2 separate regions of the Mus musculus genome follow, and region 2 is linked to region 1. A link is a contact called in ENCODE POLR2A ChIA-PET data. All regions are on one chromosome and are shown on one strand. Each heading gives the region's core, a stretch centred on a gene start or an enhancer-like site at or near the end of the contact. The rest is flanking DNA. Distances are from core to core; before and after follow the strand shown.

What was found. ChIA-PET counts read pairs that join two places held with the same protein, here RNA polymerase II (POLR2A).
Region 2: POLR2A ChIA-PET joins it to region 1 with 49 read pairs in embryonic stem cell. The contact joins the promoter of Lima1 here to the promoter of Cox14 in region 1. POLR2A ChIA-PET finds 5 or more read pairs at or near these places in 5 of 5 experiments (Patski and embryonic stem cell).

Annotation. Positions count from the first base shown.
Region 1 is chr15:99,724,230-99,727,338 of GRCm38, reverse strand. Cox14 (cytochrome c oxidase assembly protein 14) reads right to left here and starts at 1,721. Exons shown (of 2, transcript NM_183256.3): 1 at 1,491-1,721. Gpd1 (glycerol-3-phosphate dehydrogenase 1 (soluble)) reads right to left here. Exons shown (of 8, transcript NM_010271.3): 8 at 2,325-3,109. Gm16537 (predicted gene 16537) reads left to right here and starts at 2,865. Exons shown (of 3, transcript NR_155353.1): 1 at 2,865-3,022.
Region 2 is chr15:99,874,089-99,877,019 of GRCm38, reverse strand. Lima1 (LIM domain and actin binding 1) reads left to right here and starts at 1,564. Exons shown (of 11, transcript NM_001113545.1): 1 at 1,564-1,687.

The sequences.
Region 1 (3,109 bases), core at 472-2,971:
AAATCTTTAAAAAAAAAAAAAAAAAAAAAAAAAAAAGAGTTAAGCATGGCAGTTTCAGAGCTCTGACTCAAAACATCTACACCCGAGGTACAGAAGGCCGGAAACAGGTGTATATGATGCGATGCCATCAGAGCTAACACAGGCTCTCCTTATTTGTGCTTAAAAAGTGACCAGCCGGGGCTGGAGAGATGGCTCAGTGGTTAAGAGCACTGACTGCTCTTCCAGAGGTCTTGAGTTCAATTCCCAGCAACCACATGGTGGCTCACAACCATCTGTCATGGGATCCAATGCCCTCTTCTGGTGTGTCTGAAGACAGCTATAGTGTATTCATATACATAAAATCCAGAAATAAATCTCTTTAAAAAAAAAAAGTGACCAGCCCACCCAGACTATACTAGGAATCAAACCTGGGTCCTCTGGAAGAACAGCAAGGCTCTTAACTGCTGAGCCATCTCTCCAGCCTCAGAACCATATTTTAATCAGGCTACTTATTGTGGTAGTGAAATTCTCCCGAGAGAGGACCTGAAGATAGACTTGAGGATGTGTGTGTCTGGGGGATCCTGCCTGTAGAGTGCCAGAGTCACTTCGCCCTGGTGAAAAGCTAATTTCACCTTGTTCACTGATAGAGAAGATTTGAGTATGATTTAAAGTGGGATGTAACTCAGTGTAGCAGGCACAAAGCCAGAGGTTCAGTCCCCAGAACTGCATTAAACAGAGCATGTGGTATATGCTGGAAATCCCAGCACTCAGGATGTGGACATGAGACCCTGTCAAAAACAAAAAACAAAAAAACGGGGGGGGGGTGTGAAACAAAAAGAAGCAAATCCGAGATAACCTCAAAAACAAACAATAAAACCCTGAAGTTAGAAGCCCAGATACAAGGATTAACTTTGGAAATAAAAGAAACTCTTGAGACTGGCAGAAGGTTTTCATCTGATGGGCATCCTTTACAAAACAAATAAGGATCAAAGCCCTAAAACCACCCCAGCTTCTGTCATTTAGCCCTCTTTGGAGAGACTTGGTGTCCGCAGAAAACAACTTCTGACTAACGGAGCCCAGAAAGGTAAGCTATGAACCCCATATTCTGTAGGATCAGAGAAGGTGGTGAGGACCTCAGAGAAATAAGTGGCTTTGAGGGACCGTGAGGAGCTTTGGGGTTGAGGCGAGCAGTTTCAGAAGGGAGGACAGCCAGGCCGCAGTCACACCAGGAAGGCGGTCGGACTATGACAGCCGGGGAGCCAGCAGGGGCTAGCACAGCGCAGGGACTAGGAGCCGCGCGCTCTCAAGGGCACAGGCCGAGGACGCGCGGTGCGGGACACAGGGGAGCGGAGGGGAGCGCGGTGCGGGGCACAGGGGACAGCAGGGACTCGGAACGGGGAGCAGGGGAACAGCGTGAAAAGCGGCGACACGGGGAGCAGGGGGCGCGGTGCGCCGAGCAGGAGAGCGTGGGGGGAGGGCGAGTGCGCTTGGCCGTCCGGCCCGCGGCCTACCTGGAGGCTGCAACTCGGCCGCGTCAGAGCGATGCCTGCTCAGTCTGCCACTCGCAGAGTCGCGCGGCCGCCGCAGGGCAGGAAGAGGCAGTCACCAACGCGCAGCTCCTCAGCCACTGGTGCTCAGCCCCGCTCCGGACCCGACACCCCCTGCGAAAACTCGCCCACTAAAGCGAGAGCCAGCCTTGAACTTCCGGCTTCTACCTCTCTCTTACGCACGCTCAGTCTAGCCTTCCTCTCGGAAAGGCCCATTGAATTCTGGGGGGTGTGGTTCTGGTCCATCAAGAGCGCTCCTTGGAAAACGGGAAAAATTTTAGCTCAGAATTAGCCAATCCGCAGTCTAAGTTCAGTGACGTAAACTGTAGCTAGGTAGATCCTCGGAATTCTCCAGCGATGGGCCTAGCGCCCCCTACCGCCTGGAGCGGCCCTTTACAGGGTGATCCGGAGGAACCGACCTTAGCTGGACCAGCACTAGTGAGGCCACAGAATGGGTGTAGGGGGTGAGTCGGGGGATGGGAGGGTGACTCGCTAATATTTCTGCCTTGTGCGCGACCTCCTCGTAGGCAGGCAACGTGACAGACCCTGTAAGAAGCGCTGGGAAGACTGGCTGACAGCTTGGGTGGAAGAGGGGATACGAAGCACAAAAGGGGACGGGGGTGGGGTGGGGGGGTGGAGGTGGGGGCTGTGAGCAGAGTGGACGCCAATGCCGATTGATGCCCGAGTGTGGCTGCTATTAAACAAGGATGATTTTTTCCACTTCTTGTCTTACATTGAGTAAAACATGCATGCAGTGATACATGACCCCACACACTGCCACATAAACTCCCCCAACTCTTCCAGTTTCTGGAAAAACCACACTTTATTGGGTAGACAAGTGGCCTGACAGAAGACCTCAGATTCACAGTTGACTGACTGAGCAAACATAGGTTAAGGTGTTGGAATCTGTCTGCATCCCGCCCCAGTCTCCCGGGGAACAGCTCTGAATTGAGTCATGCGTGGGAGGGTTCCAGCCCAGTCGGGATCGATGACAGGGCCCCCCCTCTTCCCCTTACCCGACAGCTCTGACCTTCACTAAGACGGAATTCTTAAAGGCTAGGAGCAGAGAGGGACCTGGCACCTTAATGTGTTAGTTTAATATCAAGCTGGCCAGAGCCACGGTGTCCCAGTTGCTGCCACACAGGAAATGGAGACCCCTGGTGGAGAGAGAAACCTCCAGCTATTTATAGCTAGCGCTCCAGGCTGCTGATCTGTGACATTCTCTTGCTGCCACCCAACTTTGGAACAGGGCCAGTGCAAAGCAGTCTCCCATCCCCCTCTGATCTCCCTCACCCCAGGGCAGGCAGTTTTCAATTGTCCTTCCCTCGAGTTCCCCAGCTCCTGAGGTGTGTGGGTCCGATCTCGCGAGGACCTTGTTCTGTTCCGAGGACAGCTGGCCTTGGACTAGGACCCACCAACCCTTGTGGAAACCTACTGAACCTTTGAGCTGCTCCTTAGTTCTAAGCCTACAGATGCCGGGTGGCCTTCCAGGCTGGGTGAGAACGACTTGGGCAAAAGGAAAGGGCAGAGTCAAGAATATGGGCTGACAGCCCTGAGGACGATAAACTATAAATCCTACATTC
Region 2 (2,931 bases), core at 315-2,814, 150 kb before region 1:
TAAGGTTATTTTTGTACCAGAAAGTCCTTCTAACTGATTAATTCTGAATCGAGACAGCCATTCACAGATAGCCAACCAGTCAATTGGTTATATAACTAGGGAGCTGCCATGTGACCGTATCAAATAAAGCAAAGCCAATATCATTACTTCCTTGTTCGGCTTATGAAGCTCCTTTCCCAAGCTGTTAGAGAAGTTTGCTGATTTCCCGTTTAAAAAAACAAAAACAAAAACAAAACCCTTTTAATCTTCGAATAAAGTTAATTTGCTTCTTTAGTACATTTATCCAGAAATCAGTCTAGGTTAGATTTTTGAATGATATTCTATCCTTGGTGAATGGCTCAATTCCTTAAAACTTGTTCATCAACAGCTTTTTGTAGGTTTCTTGTTTTGTTCCTTTTGGGTTATTCTCACTCTGTAACACTGGACATCCAGGGACTCAAGGCAACCATCCTACCTCAGTTGCCAGGATAAAGGCCACATGTCCTGTGCCCTTTGCCAGTGACTGCTTTAGGAGTTGAACAAATCTTTCTACCACTGGCCCTTATGATACTAATCAACACTCACATGAAAAGCCTCAGAATTCCTTTCGTTTGGTATGTCACTAGACCTCAGGAAAGGATACTATCAAAAGGCTTCGTGCAGAGAGGAATGGTGGTGGAGCCAAGAATCTGAGGGCTGGATGGCCACATGCTATGTCTCCTCATGATCTATTCAGACCCTCACATTCCTAGTGCAGAAACAGAAACAGGTCTTGCAGACACTGTTGAGAAGTGCAAGCCCACTCTAGGGTGTGTGCTACTACCCTTCTCTTAGAGCCTCTTTTAAAAAAGACTTTTATTTAATCTTATTAGTATGTATATGTGTGTGAGTGTGTGATGTGTGTGCAGTTCCTCACGGACGCCAGAAAATGGTATCAGGTTCCCCAGGTGCTGGAGTTACGGGCAGTTTTGTGAGCCAACAGCTCAAAGATCACTTCAGCTACACTGTGAGTTCCAGGCTAATCTCAGCTACATGTGATGACCCTCCTCTGTCTCAAAAGAAAATGAAGGAAAACCACCCGTTGTTGAAAAAAACAAAAAACCAAAAACCAAACAAACAAAACCCATAGCTCTTGGAGAACTTGGACACCACCTACTCTTATCTAATCCTATCCTTTCCTGAGGAAACTCAGGTCCACTGAGGTGAAGTGATCCAATGTAGTCTGAGCCAGGCCTCTTTGGCAGCTCTTTGCAGCACAGGGCATGGCCTCTCTTAAAATACCTTTCCACAGAACTTACCCCGACAGCACCAGGAACTTCCCTGAAGTTGCACTTAGACCAGATTTCTGGGTGAGTCTCAGATCAAACTGCTGCAATCTCTAGTCAGAGAGAGATAGGGTGAGCCAGAAAGGGGACACGACCAAGTTGGAGGCTGACACAGGAGCCACGCCTCCTGCAACACCACCGCTACTAGGGCGACGCTCCGGTCACGAGTTGAACACGCCGCCGGGAGCGAGCACGTTCGCTCCAAGGCCGCGCGGGAGGCGGGAGACGGGCGCGCCTCCGCGGCAGGGGGCGGGGCTCTGAGCGGGGCCGGGGCGGGGCCGCGGAGCTGAAGGTGCTGCAGCCCAGTTGCGACAGGTGCGCTGGGCAGACAGAGCGCAGGACCGTGGCCGTGCAGCGCCGAGCCCCGACGGCTTTCTAGTCAGGTAAGCGCTTCCTCTCGCCTCGCCCTCCGCAGCCTGCATGCGCGCGGAGACCCTGCTGAGCCCCGCACTCTCCCCGCGTATTTTGAGGCGGTGGGTAGCAGGAGCAGGAGGCTCACCCCTTGGGGTCCACGTTGGAGGAGCCTCCCATGCTCCGCCCTCCCTTCTGGGAAGTCCAAGGGACTGAGACTTCGCTGCCTGGGCCCCTGGTCTCGCACGGGATGGAGGGAAAGTGGCATTTCATCAAAAGTTAAAACACCCTCTTAGGGAGGTAATCCTGCCACTCTTTCCTTCTTCCACGCGGCCGTTCCTTTTCCAATTTTTCTCCCGTCCATTCCTCCAGATGAACTCTGGTTAAGACTTAACATCCTTCCGAACAGTTCCTACTTGCTGTGTCCTTCCCAAATCGCTATGGTGTACTTGAGCTGGGATCCACTGCTCACTCGCATCCGTAGGTGTTAATATTAGGTAACTGTACACCCCTGGCCACACACACTGGAGCTCGAAGTCGTGGGTGCTAGGAGCGAACCATCTGGCACCCGTCCTAGCCTTCTTATTGGTGCTCACAACAATGAGTTTAGCTGATCCTGGTGAGAGATACTGATCTGCTATTGTCTTGCAACTAATTCCAGCTCTCAAAAATCTGCCTAATCCAAATGGTTCTGTTGACTTTGCAAGTTAGCCGAAGACTGTGAGGTTATGTTTTTAAGACGTTGACCTTTGGAGGGCAGATCATCCTTGGCACGGAAGTGGGTGAGTGGGCTACTTTGTATCTACATAGTTACTGGTACAAATACCTAGTCCAGTTAGTCTATGGACGACCAAGTGTGATCATGTTTAGACAGCCTTCAAAAAGCTATAGAGTTAGCAGGAAAGAACAACTCCTCCTCAGTCGTTGTCTTCTCCTCCTCCTCTCCCTCCTTTTTCTTCTTCTCTTCCTCTTTCTGCTTCTTCAGAGAATCCCTGACTAGCCTTGAGCTGGCTATCTAGCTTTGGCTGCCTGAAATATGGCTGCCTCTGCATCTTGAATGTTAGGATTAAAGGTGTGCTCCACTGTCCCTGACCTTCAATATATATATATATATATATATATATATATATATATATATATATATATATATATATATATATATATATATATATATATATATATATATATATTTTAAAAATTACCATTTGTGTGATGTGTGTGCATGAATACCAGCCATCGTGCTATGGTAGGCTTGTGGAGGTCAGAGGGCAGCTTA